Regions from separate parts of the Homo sapiens genome. Here all the other regions are linked to region 3. Evidence: chromatin contacts called from ENCODE Hi-C or POLR2A ChIA-PET data. All regions are on one chromosome and are shown on one strand. The core of a region is the stretch at or near the end of the contact, and the rest is flanking DNA. Distances in the headings are between cores, read along the strand shown.

Evidence for each region. Hi-C counts contacts between places; a loop is a spot of excess contacts on that map. ChIA-PET counts read pairs that join two places held with the same protein, here RNA polymerase II (POLR2A). Pooled maps may share reads with other maps.
Region 1: a loop to region 3 is called in a map with no recorded cell type, with 3 times the contacts of the local background. The contact joins the enhancer-like site here to the promoter of FAM3C in region 3. A Hi-C loop is called at or near these places in 9 of 37 single-sample maps with no recorded cell type and 2 of 50 pooled maps. POLR2A ChIA-PET finds 5 or more read pairs at or near these places in 1 of 52 experiments (PC-3).
Region 2: a map of ascending aorta shows a loop between it and region 3 (5-fold over the local background). The contact joins the promoter of AASS here to the promoter of FAM3C in region 3. A Hi-C loop is called at or near these places in 1 of 168 maps with a recorded cell type or tissue (ascending aorta) and 16 of 50 pooled maps. POLR2A ChIA-PET finds 5 or more read pairs at or near these places in 1 of 52 experiments (activated CD4-positive, alpha-beta T cell).
Region 4: a map with no recorded cell type shows a loop between it and region 3 (4-fold over the local background). The contact joins the enhancer-like site here to the promoter of FAM3C in region 3. A Hi-C loop is called at or near these places in 12 of 37 single-sample maps with no recorded cell type and 3 of 50 pooled maps.

The regions. Positions count from the first base shown.
Region 1 is chr7:120,837,110-120,839,809 of GRCh38, reverse strand. It overlaps TSPAN12 (tetraspanin 12), which reads left to right. Exons shown (of 8, transcript NM_012338.4): 4 at 898-1,033. Among named protein-coding and RNA genes, the nearest start is that of TSPAN12, 20 kb to the left of the region's middle. Within about 2 kb of position 1,274, at least 2 of the 41 ENCODE cell types and tissues checked have a DNase peak (open chromatin) inside an H3K27ac peak, as active enhancers do.
Region 2 is chr7:122,142,790-122,145,524 of GRCh38, reverse strand. It overlaps AASS (aminoadipate-semialdehyde synthase), which reads left to right and starts at 1,276. Exons shown (of 24, transcript NM_005763.4): 1 at 1,276-1,364. LOC102724527 (a long non-coding RNA gene) reads right to left here and starts at 1,111. Exons shown (of 6, transcript XR_007060500.1): 1 at 1,029-1,111. RefSeq lists enhancers at 896-945, 1,947-2,452 and a silencer at 1,446-1,645.
Region 3 is chr7:121,394,941-121,397,640 of GRCh38, reverse strand. FAM3C (FAM3 metabolism regulating signaling molecule C) reads left to right here and starts at 1,333. Exons shown (of 10, transcript NM_014888.3): 1 at 1,333-1,479. RefSeq lists silencers at 969-1,028, 1,069-1,898 and enhancers at 1,126-1,710, 1,711-2,296.
Region 4 is chr7:120,401,126-120,403,825 of GRCh38, reverse strand. The region is part of intron 1 of KCND2 (potassium voltage-gated channel subfamily D member 2); the gene reads right to left. Among named protein-coding and RNA genes, the nearest start is that of KCND2, 130 kb to the right of the region's middle. Within about 2 kb of position 1,250, at least 5 of the 41 ENCODE cell types and tissues checked have a DNase peak (open chromatin) inside an H3K27ac peak, as active enhancers do.

The sequences.
Region 1 (2,700 bases), core at 25-2,524, 560 kb after region 3:
TCTGGGTATGGTAATAGCAGTTGCCTGTCCTCCTGATTGTGCATCAGCCATGTCATAGGTGCGTGTAAAGAACCAGCATAGTTACTTTTCCCTAAGAAAATTACCGTCAGCTTCCTCTTACCTTCATATTCTTGGGTTAATGAAAACCATACACCACAATGATTTTTTTTTCTCAAATTTCAAGGGTTAATCTACTAACATCACAGGGGACAAATTACTTTTTACTCCATCATCTCTGAATGGAGATTGTATTATATGACATCTGAATTGTGGTAAGGATTAAATGAAAACCATTTTTTTCAAGTCCTTAACACAGGGAAAGTTAGCTTAATAATGGTTAATTTTTATCATTAATACTGGTTTCGGTTAATGAATTTTTCATCGTGTTCTAGCAAAAATCATTTCTACCTATTCCTTTCTTTAAATGTAGATTGATTTTCCTTTGCATAGCAGTCTTTTACATTTTGGGGGAGGATCAATTGTCAGGGAGAAGAAACGTAGTGCACATGGGATCAAAAATTAGAGAAGAGGAAGGAGATTCCTCCCAGCTGGGAAATAGCAAAGGCTCCCATGTGATTTACTTAGGCTAAGGCTTCGGAGATAATAATAGATGGACCTTTTATCAAGGTCCTGTATATTATATGTTAAATGAGTTGGGGTAGGAAAGCTACCACTTGTATTAAAAAAAACAAACACTGCAAAACCAAAAATAAAGCAACCGAGCAAATAAACATAAAAACAATAGCACAGTGATTTTGAAAATAACAATGCAGTCACTAGTTTTGAGGCATCATGATTGAAAGAATTATTAACACAAATCACAGTTGTGTCTTCTGCTATGTCTTGGGTGCATTTTGATTATATTTTCTTTCTAATACATTATTTTTCTTCTTTCAGGGTAGAGGAAGCAGTCATTTTGACTTACTTTCCTGTGGTTCATCCGGTCATGATTGCTGTTTGCTGTTTCCTTATCATTGTGGGGATGTTAGGATATTGTGGAACGGTGAAAAGAAATCTGTTGCTTCTTGCATGGGTATGATGTTATATTTTCTCTTTATTATAGTTAAAAAGATTAACCAGTAATATATTATTTTTTAATCAGTTCACAAGATTAGGGAGCAGTGATAGCAGTAACAACATCCTGTAAGAAGGGACGCTTTCGTTTCACAAGAGATTATTTGAATACACATATTTGCTGTACCGGATGAGGTATGGAAATATATATAAGCAATTTAATTATTTCACTCCAGCTACGTGTTGACATTTTCATTTGAAAGTATGAGTTCTTTCTAGTGTCCTTGTAGTTATTAGCACTCAAAAAGGCCCCTTGGGACTGGAACTGAGAAGCCATAAAGGAACTGTTTCTTTCTCTTCTATTTTTAAACAAATCCACCCTGTAAGCTCCTATGGAAATTCAGGTTGTGAGGTAGCAGACGTATGTAATGGTCCTGTCACTGCCTTTATATAGTTTAGAGAACATAAGCGAGTCTCAGTTTCTATAATCTTGGTTGTTGTTTTTTTAACTCTGAGAGTTGCACTAGGTACTTTTTAAATTAGTTTCACCATTCAAATTCTGTGACTAGTCTTTTAATTCAAAAGTAGGCAAACATTTTTAACATTAAAAAATTGAGTTGATTAAAATACTGTTTATATAGATATTTTTAGAAGAGCACTTAATGTGCAAAATATATACTAGTGGCACCAGGTAATGAGATTACTAACATATAGTTGCAGACATATAAGGCTGAAAAATTAATTCATTGAGTATACGCTTTTTTTATAGTAGGTCTCAGCCCTGGCTGTGTATTAATTTCATATAAAGAACTTAAACAATTTGAGTGGTGTGCTGGTAAGCTGGATCACTGGGCAGAAAAAAAGCTCAGATTTGTAGCATTTGGGGATTTCCGTGGGGTAAATTCTCCCAGCATGGTCAATTTTAAGTTACCAACATGAAATCACTGAATGTGGAACTGGGGACAGATGAGTACAAATTGGCTCAAGGAGCCAGCTCCCACACACTCGTGCTTGACTGGCTCCCATGCCAAGTCAATTAAAACAGAATCTTAGTGTGAAGTTGAACTAAAGCTTTGAATTTCACAGTATAACCTGTGTTAATGTATTACTTAGCTTCTTGGAGGGTAACTGTTCAGGTCGAATATTGAAAAACACAAAATGCTATAGAAAATAAAGCACACTCAGGCCGGGCAAGGTGGCTCACGCCTGTAATCCCAGCACTTTGGGAGGCCGAGGCAGGCAGATCACGAGGTCAAGAAATCAAGACCATCCTGGCTAACACGGTGAAACCCTGTCTCTACTAAAAATACAAAAAAATTAGCCGGGCATGTTGGCGGGCACCTGTAGTCCCAGCTACTCGGGAGGCTGAGGCAGGAGAATGGTGTGAACCCGGGAGGCGGAGGTTGCAGTGAGCCGAGATCACGTCACTGCACTCCAGCCTGGGCGACAGAGCAAGACTCCATCTCAAAAAAAAAAAAAATAAATAAATGAATAAAATAAACCACACTCAGAGATGGGGAAACATGCCTACTGCTTTATTTCTCTTCATATAGGTATATAGTGAAAGGGAGAATGGTGGAAATTTGGGATCTTATTTTGCAATTTTAGATATTTGGGCAATAATTTAAACATAAACAAAAGGACTTACTTTACATGAACCTTCTATAATTTGAGTAGAGTATAACA
Region 2 (2,735 bases), core at 27-2,526, 750 kb before region 3:
TCCTTCCACCTTAGCCTCCTAAGTAGTTGGGACCACAGGTATGTGCCACTACACCTGGCTTTTTAAAATTTTATTTATTTTTATTATTTTTATTTTTAGTAGACACAGGTCTTGCTACGTTGCCCAGGTTAGTCTTAAACTCCTGGGCTCAAGTGATTCTCCAGCCTCAGTCTCCCAAAGTGCTGAGATTACAGGTGTGAACCACTACACAGCCTTTGGAAGACTTTCCAAGAATGATAAGGGATCCGATTTTGGAAATGTGAAGCTGAAGATACAGAAGAAAATTCCAACTCTACTTACAGATAAAATTCTAATTTGGGGTTGGGCACAGTGGCTAACACCTGTAATCCCAGTGCTTTGGGAGGACGAGGTGGGAGGATAGCTTGAGGCTAGGAGTTCCAGACCAGTGTCCTGGTCAACACAGCGAGACCCCATGTCTACCACAAATAAATAAATAAATAATTTTCTCTGCAATTGGAGATATGAGTGGAGTCTCAAGAACGTTCTGGCTATAGATTGTTGACATAGGAGTTCAGTAGCTAAATACATCTATGGCAGGTATAAGAAGAGTAAGTGGTGGAGAAAGTTGTAAAAACAGGAGGGAAGATTAACTTCTGACCGTTGACGCCTTGGGGAATCACAGCTGGGCTTCAGACGATTCTTCAGTTCCTAGTGCTGGGGCTAGTGTCTATGAAATACGTTTTCCCCCTCCCTCCAGGCCTCCTAGGTAGTTAGGACTTTTCAATAACATTGGACATTGCCATATGCACATGAACACACTCAGTTTTAATTTCTCAGATTCTCCGCTTGCTGGCTTCTAAAACTGTTGTAAGAACTGTTATCTGGCTTCACAGGGTTGTGACAAGGCGGTGAAATGCTTTGAAAAGTGTCTATAGCTAAACAAACGTGAGGTACCGGCGCTCGCAACTTTTCCCCAGGAGATGTGCACCTCTATTTAGAGCGTAATGCCCAGACTATTTTCGTTGCTTTCCGTCCCCGCCCGCCTTCTGCCACGGACAGTTACAAACCTGGTCGATAATTATCCTGGGAGAACTCGACGTCCCAGCTAAGAACGCAGGTCAGAGATCAGAGATCAGAGACAGAAGGATCTTGGGGAGGAGCAGGGGCCGGGCATGACGTAGCAACTGGCAGCGCCGCCGATTGGCAGATGAGAAGGTTGTTCCCTCAGGGCGGCTGCTGATTGGCTACGGGAGGCAGAGGCGTGACGTCCTCAGAAGTTGAGCAAACACCTCCTACTTCCCGGCCTTCCATCCCAGTTTCTTCTAGGAATTCGGAGCCTCCCCTGCAGCGACTCGGAAGATTCGAGGCGGCGGGGGACAAGTCGGCGCCCCAGAGCGGACGAGGTGAGGAGAGGAGAGGTCCCCGCGGAGAGCTGAGCAGACGCGCGGGTGGGCTCAGCCTGTGAGATGCGGTGGAGATAGCGGGCCGGGCTCGGGCTGTCGCTGGGAGGGGCCCGCGAGCCTGGCCTTCGGGTCCCGGCGCCGCGAGGCGACCCCGGCCGGGCCGAGAGAGGGAGAAGGCGGCGAGCATTCGGGCCTCCCTGCGAGGAATGGAGGGAGAGCGGAAACGCAGAGAGTTTCACTGCGAGGAAGGGAGGGAGAGCGGTCAGCGCAGCTCCAGCATTTCTAAGTAGAAAGGCGAGGGATTGCAATTCGGATTTCTTTTCTTTCTTTTTTGGCGGACAGTGGTGGTGCTGTGGCTGGGGAATAAAGAACTGATGAAGCTGAGGAAACAACGGCTTGTTAATTTGTGGACGGCGTGCTTAGAGGGGACGGCTGGCTGAGGGGGCGGTGGATGGAGATTTCGGGGTGGTTCTTTCCCCCTTCCCTCCCCACGCCCAGCTTAGCCAAACTGATCACAAACTTCTCTCCTTGTCCATCTTGGGCTGCCCACTCTCCGAGACACAGACCCATTCTCCAGCAAGGATCGGAGATGGGTGGAAGTTGGGCGCCTTGCAAGTCTGGGTTTCCTGAACTCTTCAGCCCCTGCGGGACTATGCAGCCCATTGTGAGCGCTCGCGCGGGACGGGGCGCGGGGAGAAGCAGTTTACCCACCCTCCTCGGTTGAATGGGGCTGAATGTCTGTCTATCCTGACAGCTTCAGAAGAAGAAATGTGCTTTTCAGACATTGATTTCAGGGGAATGGGGGTGGGGGGAGCGGAAGAGAGAGAGAGAAAGAGCGCTCGAGCGCGAGAGAGAATGAATTAGTTCAGTAACTTGAACAAGGATTAACATTTTTTGATGTTGTGGGTTATCAGTGGGGAAGGTGCAGCTGTGAGATGTAGTTATACACAGGACGGAATGGTCCTTGACTGAAGCTGCGGCTTTCCAATACTGTATTAAAAAAAATCCCAAAACACTGATGGCACTTTGGTGTTTCTGGGTTTGTCTGTTTTGTCCCCTGCACTCCCCTCTTCTTTTTTTCCCATGAAGATGAGTGAATCTAGGGCTACATGACTTGACTGTGTAACCTGGTGGCCATTCTGCAAAATGAGTTAGGTGGACAAAAATTGAAGCCAATTTACCTGAATCATTTTCCCACTCTTCAGATAATCATATTTGTTATCAGTTTCACTTGTTATTGATGATGGCGTGATCAGAACTTTGGTTTATTTGTCATTGAATTTTTTTTCTCACTAGTCGTTTAACAGACCTTGGTTCGGAATTTTGGAAATGATCTTTGGTGTTTAAGAAGCCACCATTTAACAAAACATT
Region 3 (2,700 bases), core at 84-2,583:
TTTATGCACAGGAATTGTTTCAGGTGTGGTGCTATAAGAATATGTCACATGTAATTTCCAATCTGGTTGGCTCGGTTACAGAGCAGATTGCTCTTTCAGAAATACACCGTGACCTCCCTACTCAAGAGGCTTCATAAACTCTTTCAGTGAGACATAGCAGTCTAGGAGAGGCATGTGTACAGTAAGTGTTATGATTTTTTGGTACTATAATAAGCAAAGTGCCTTTTTGTTTATTTGGAGCTACATGAAGCTAGGCCGGAATTCCAGCTTCATAACTTACTATCTTGTATTTTTGAGCAAGATATTTAAACTCAGTTTTGGAGTCTTAGTTTTTTGATTTAAGTAATACACAAATAGCATAATATTGGCACATGGAAGACAATGAGAATTCATTTCATGCTTTCTCCCCTGATCACGGATCACAAACTCCAGAATTCATAGTTACTATTAGTTTGTGTGTTTTATATTTTTGGAGGAAAGCTAAAATTTGGTAGATTATTAATTCTATATTAACACACTATAGTCAAACCCTATTTTTAAATGCAATTTAATTTCTGCAACCACTGATGATCCCAATATTCTGTCAAATACTAGGTAACAGTTATTCATTATTTTAGAATATGGATCTGAATTATGAAATAATTTTGCATTCTAAGGTCTTATGTAGTAAGATTTGGATTAACTTCCCAATTATCAACACAATTGTAGGAAATCTCCTGAGAAAAAATATTTCTAACGATTGTGTATCTTATAATTTAAAAAATAAACGTGACTTGGAAAATGCAAGGACTACTGTTCTTCTTGGGTGGTGCATTAAAGGTGATCAGAATTCTAATGACGCTGGACAGTAGGATTTTCAGAATCAGTTTCCTAGGGTTCAAGAAGTCAAACGGCAAATAACCCAAGGTCCTTGGTTGATCTGACCATCTCAGCTATCTCAAGATATATAAGATGACCTAACTGGCGCATCTCTAGGATGGGTGGGTCATTTAAAATGTTCTGCCCTTGAGGCTGGGATTTTGTGCGTGTAAACGGTGGGGAGACGGCGGTGACACATTTTTCTCCCTCCCGTAGTGCCACCCGGCGCAGGGCCGCTGCGGCGGCGGCAGCTCCCACGTGGCAAGTTCAGATTGTGCAGCGCCTGGCCGGGGGCGGTGGGCGGGACCGCAGACCCCTCCCTCCGCTCTCCGGCCCTTCCCTCTGGCCGGCCCGGGCGCCCGCTTGGTCCTCCACCGCCAGGGGGCGGGCGCGGCTTCCCGGCGGCGGGGGCCCATTGGTCGCGGCCGGGAAGCGTGGGAGGAGGCCCAGCGGCGAGCTGGCTTTCTCCTGGCCACTTGCCGGGGTGAGGGGCAGCCGGAGGAGTCCGAGAGGAAGCGGAGGCGCGAGCTGGAGGCGGCGGCTCCCGTCGGCCTCCGGCAGGACTGAGCGCTGGGAGGCCGGAAGGCGGGCGCGCGCGGCGGAGAGGCGGGCGGGAGGCCGGTGAGACGGCTGGGAGGCGGACGGAGCCGGGGCTCAGGTTCGGGGAGGGATGGAGGAGGCCGGGGAAGCCAGACGCCCACCTACGACTTCAGCCTCCGCGCACTGCGGTCACCGGCCGGGGGCGGGCCCCGGGCCCGGCCGCGTTGTCACGGCGTGTCCGGACGTTGGAGAGGGCGCAGGCGGGACTGGGGTCCCGGAGAGCCGCTGGCCGGGGTTCCCGGCCGCCGCCCCGGCGTGGGCATCCCCGGGCTCCGCGGAGACGGGGCGGCGTCTGCACCTGGCGCTGGCACTCGGCGCCCCGGCCTGGGGCGGGCACCTGGGTCGCATCTTCCCCAGGTTGGCTGTGGCTCGCGCCCCTGCAGCGTGTAGGCTGAGAGCTCCGAGAGGTGGGGACGGAGTTGGGTGTTGCATTCCAACTCCATAGGGGGCCGTTTTGACTCACTTGTAAAGTTTTAGTGTCGCCTATACTAGAGGTACTTTTGGTTTTTTACAAGCTATCCAGCCCTTTGATGTTTGGTGTCTCTTCTTTTTCTTCCTATTTGTTTGCTACTGCTCTCACAGCTCGGGACCACGGATGATGATTAGTGGCCCTAGATCTGAATATGTGAGTGACGGATTGGCAATTTGAGATTGAGAGCTCCAGCTGTTTTACTTGTGGGAGGAGCGGTTTCCATCATCCTCTACCTTTTTTTTTTTTAAGAAAAAATATTATTGCCTGTAATATAGAACTGCTATCTAATTGATAGGACTTTTCCTTTGTTTCTTTTTGGCCAACATGGTGAAACCTCGTCTCTACTAAAAAATAAAAAAATTAGCCAGGTGTATGTATCCATATATATATATGTATGTATGTATCCATATATATGTATGTATCCATATATATGTATGTATCCATATATATGTATGTATCCATATATATGTATGTATGTATCCATATATATGTATGTATCCGTATATATGTATGTATCCATGTATCCATATATATGTATGTATCCATATATATATGGATACAATGACATAAATAATATTAGATTGCTTACTGTGTACTAGGCACTGCCAAATGGTTTCGTGTGCTCATTTATTCTCACAACAGCTCAGTGAATAAGTCCCTTTATCTTTTCTAGTTTTACAGATGGAAATATGAACTCCCGAGAGTAAAGGTCAATGCTGATAGCAGAGGCCCCGACCCCTTGGACTTGTGGCCAATTTGCAGTTACGTTT
Region 4 (2,700 bases), core at 1-2,500, 990 kb after region 3:
AAAACAGTCATTGTTTATATCTGGAAAAAACATTTTAAAATGTCACTCTGATCAATAAAATTAGACATATGTGTTGTTATATAAATGTATTTTCTTCCCCAAAATTATTTACTTGTATTTCATGTTGTTTTAATTAAATTAAAAATTTGAATGTGAAATTGTTTTCAATTATAAGTCTTACGTTAAAAAAAAAAATCACCTGGCATGGTGGCTCATGCCAGTAATCCCAGTACTTTGGGAGGCCTAGGCAGGTGGATCATTTGAGGTCAGAAGTTTGAGACCAGCCTGACCACATGATGAGACCCTGCCTCTTTTAAAAAGACCAAAAAAAAAAAAAAAAAAATTAGCCGGGCCTGGTAGCCATCGCCTGTAATTCCAGCTACCAGGAGGCTGAGGCAGGAGAATTGCTTGAACACGGGAGGCAGAGGTTGCAGTAAGCCATGATCGCACCACTTTACCCCAGCCTGGGTGACCGAGGGAGACTCTGTCTATAAAAGAAAAAAAAAAAAAACATGAATAATAGGGTGATTTGACTAAATTTCTGGGCCAATCTGTAGCTGCCATCTCTTCAGACATCTTCTTAGCTGGCAGAGGGAGAAGAGTATCCTCTTCTCTCAGTCACAAATTCTCTCTTTTAGGAACTTGGAATTGGGATTAAGATATTATAATTTGGTTTGGGTTAATCCCTGGAAGGGAGAATTTGTCAACTCTTGGGAGCTTGGGAGCTTTGGCTAAGTCATCTTTACATATGGACAATGCAGGAGAGAAAGCCAGACTGTGGAAAGCAAAAACGTTTAAAGTTCAGACACATTGTTATGTAAGTTCAGTATCTTCTGTATTTCCAGTTATGCTTCCCAAGTTTACTTATTACATACCAGTCCCATTATACATTCTTGGCTTAAAGGATTGAATATCTATTCTGTCACTCAACAGTAATAATATAAGGAGATTTTAAAAGAAGATGTTTAATCTTCATTAAGATTTTAACCTTATCTACTGCAAGCTCCCTTGGTCTAATCATCTATTCAAAATATGTAGATTATGTAAGCAAACTATGTCAAAAAGATAATATAAAATTAAATATTTGCAGGTTCATTTTAAGTCCCTGGGAACATTTTTAAAAGTACACTGGAATTTATTATCAAAGTTCTTCCTGTAAGAAACAAAATGAATCATCTTTAGAGGGAAATGAAAAATTTCACTCTCAGGTACAGAAGCATGTGACTAATACTCTGAAAATAGCAACTAGCTTGGCAATAACCAAAGAAAGAAACTACTGCAACATTAATCCACATAGTGTAACTGACTTGATACTGCCTCCTTCAATATCTTTCATATCTTAAGATAATATCCACTATCGCCTGCTTCAACTGAGAAAAAAAAGTTAAAAAAATTAAAAACAACAACACTTAGGTCAGAAAATAAATGTTTATCGTTTTCAAAAGCTGGAATGCATTCAGTTACTACAATCATTCCGTTGTACTCCCCGTTCTTTGTTTTCTTAGCATCCTTTTTTGTGGGGGAAGGGATGCACATGGGAAGCTTCCTTAATTTAAGTTCCTTTCATCTGAAGATTTCAAAAGCTTTGCTGATGGCTATTATTTACAGTAGCTGAGTAAATGGGAGCACAGAGCCAATGGGAAGCTATAACTATTCTATAAATGAAATACAAAGCATTAGAATCTTGTTAAAACAAGTCAAGATGTAAAATGTCTTAGGCATTCTGCTTCATTCTGAACTCATTTTCCGTTTGTTAAAGCAATTCACCATTTTGTCACCCTTTTCTTACATTCTTATAACAATAACAATTTTGGTTACTTATTCAGAAATATTGAGCCATCGGGCCCTAATTTTGTTTTTAGAAATTAAGCCCAGCTGATGTACTACCAATGAGGATATACTTAAAAAGAGTGGTGGGGTATGTATAACAGTATGACATGCAATTTCAATGTGCTTTAGGATATAAGTTATTCAGAGAGAAAGAAAGGATAGAAAAATAAGTCTTAGACTCAAAATTGATGGAAAACTGAATACAGGAAAGTGCTACTATAGGAAAGGGATAGAATAACAAAGCAAATCTACAACAAGATAATTTTGGACAGAAGGCTACTAAGACAACAGATGAGGAGAAGAGTTGTGTCAGAGGCAGAAATGTGTGGCTAAAGATGGGGGGAAGAGGACTGACGCCTTATAAACACAGTAATATTTCTAATAATGAAATATCTATCAAAGCTTTTGAAAGCCACAGCTCCCATACCTGGTCAATCATCAAAATCACCTAAATAGCTCATATATATGGATTCCCACTGTGTGCTCCCTAGAAATACTGATTTAGTAGAACTGGCTCAGAGTCCATAAATTTGTACAGTATTTTTAAAAGGTTTTATGGTGAATTAGAAAGTATAAATGTTTTAGATGTAACTTTCCACAATGGGCAGTACCTCAAAAGCATATCTAACTCTGGGAACAGCACATACTTCCCTAGTTCCCATTTACTAACATGAAAAAGGCAGCTTAAAATAGGAACTGAAAAAAGACAGGTTTGTCTTGAGATTAGATGTCACACTCAGGCCGTTTTTTGATGTCAGTACAGCTGCATGGTCTGTATCTTGAGATGCTACCGTGCTATCTGTCCTAGATTTTTTGCTCCCTGCTTTTCTCTCAGTTTGAACCATGGGATAGTGACACCAAATGCAGTCC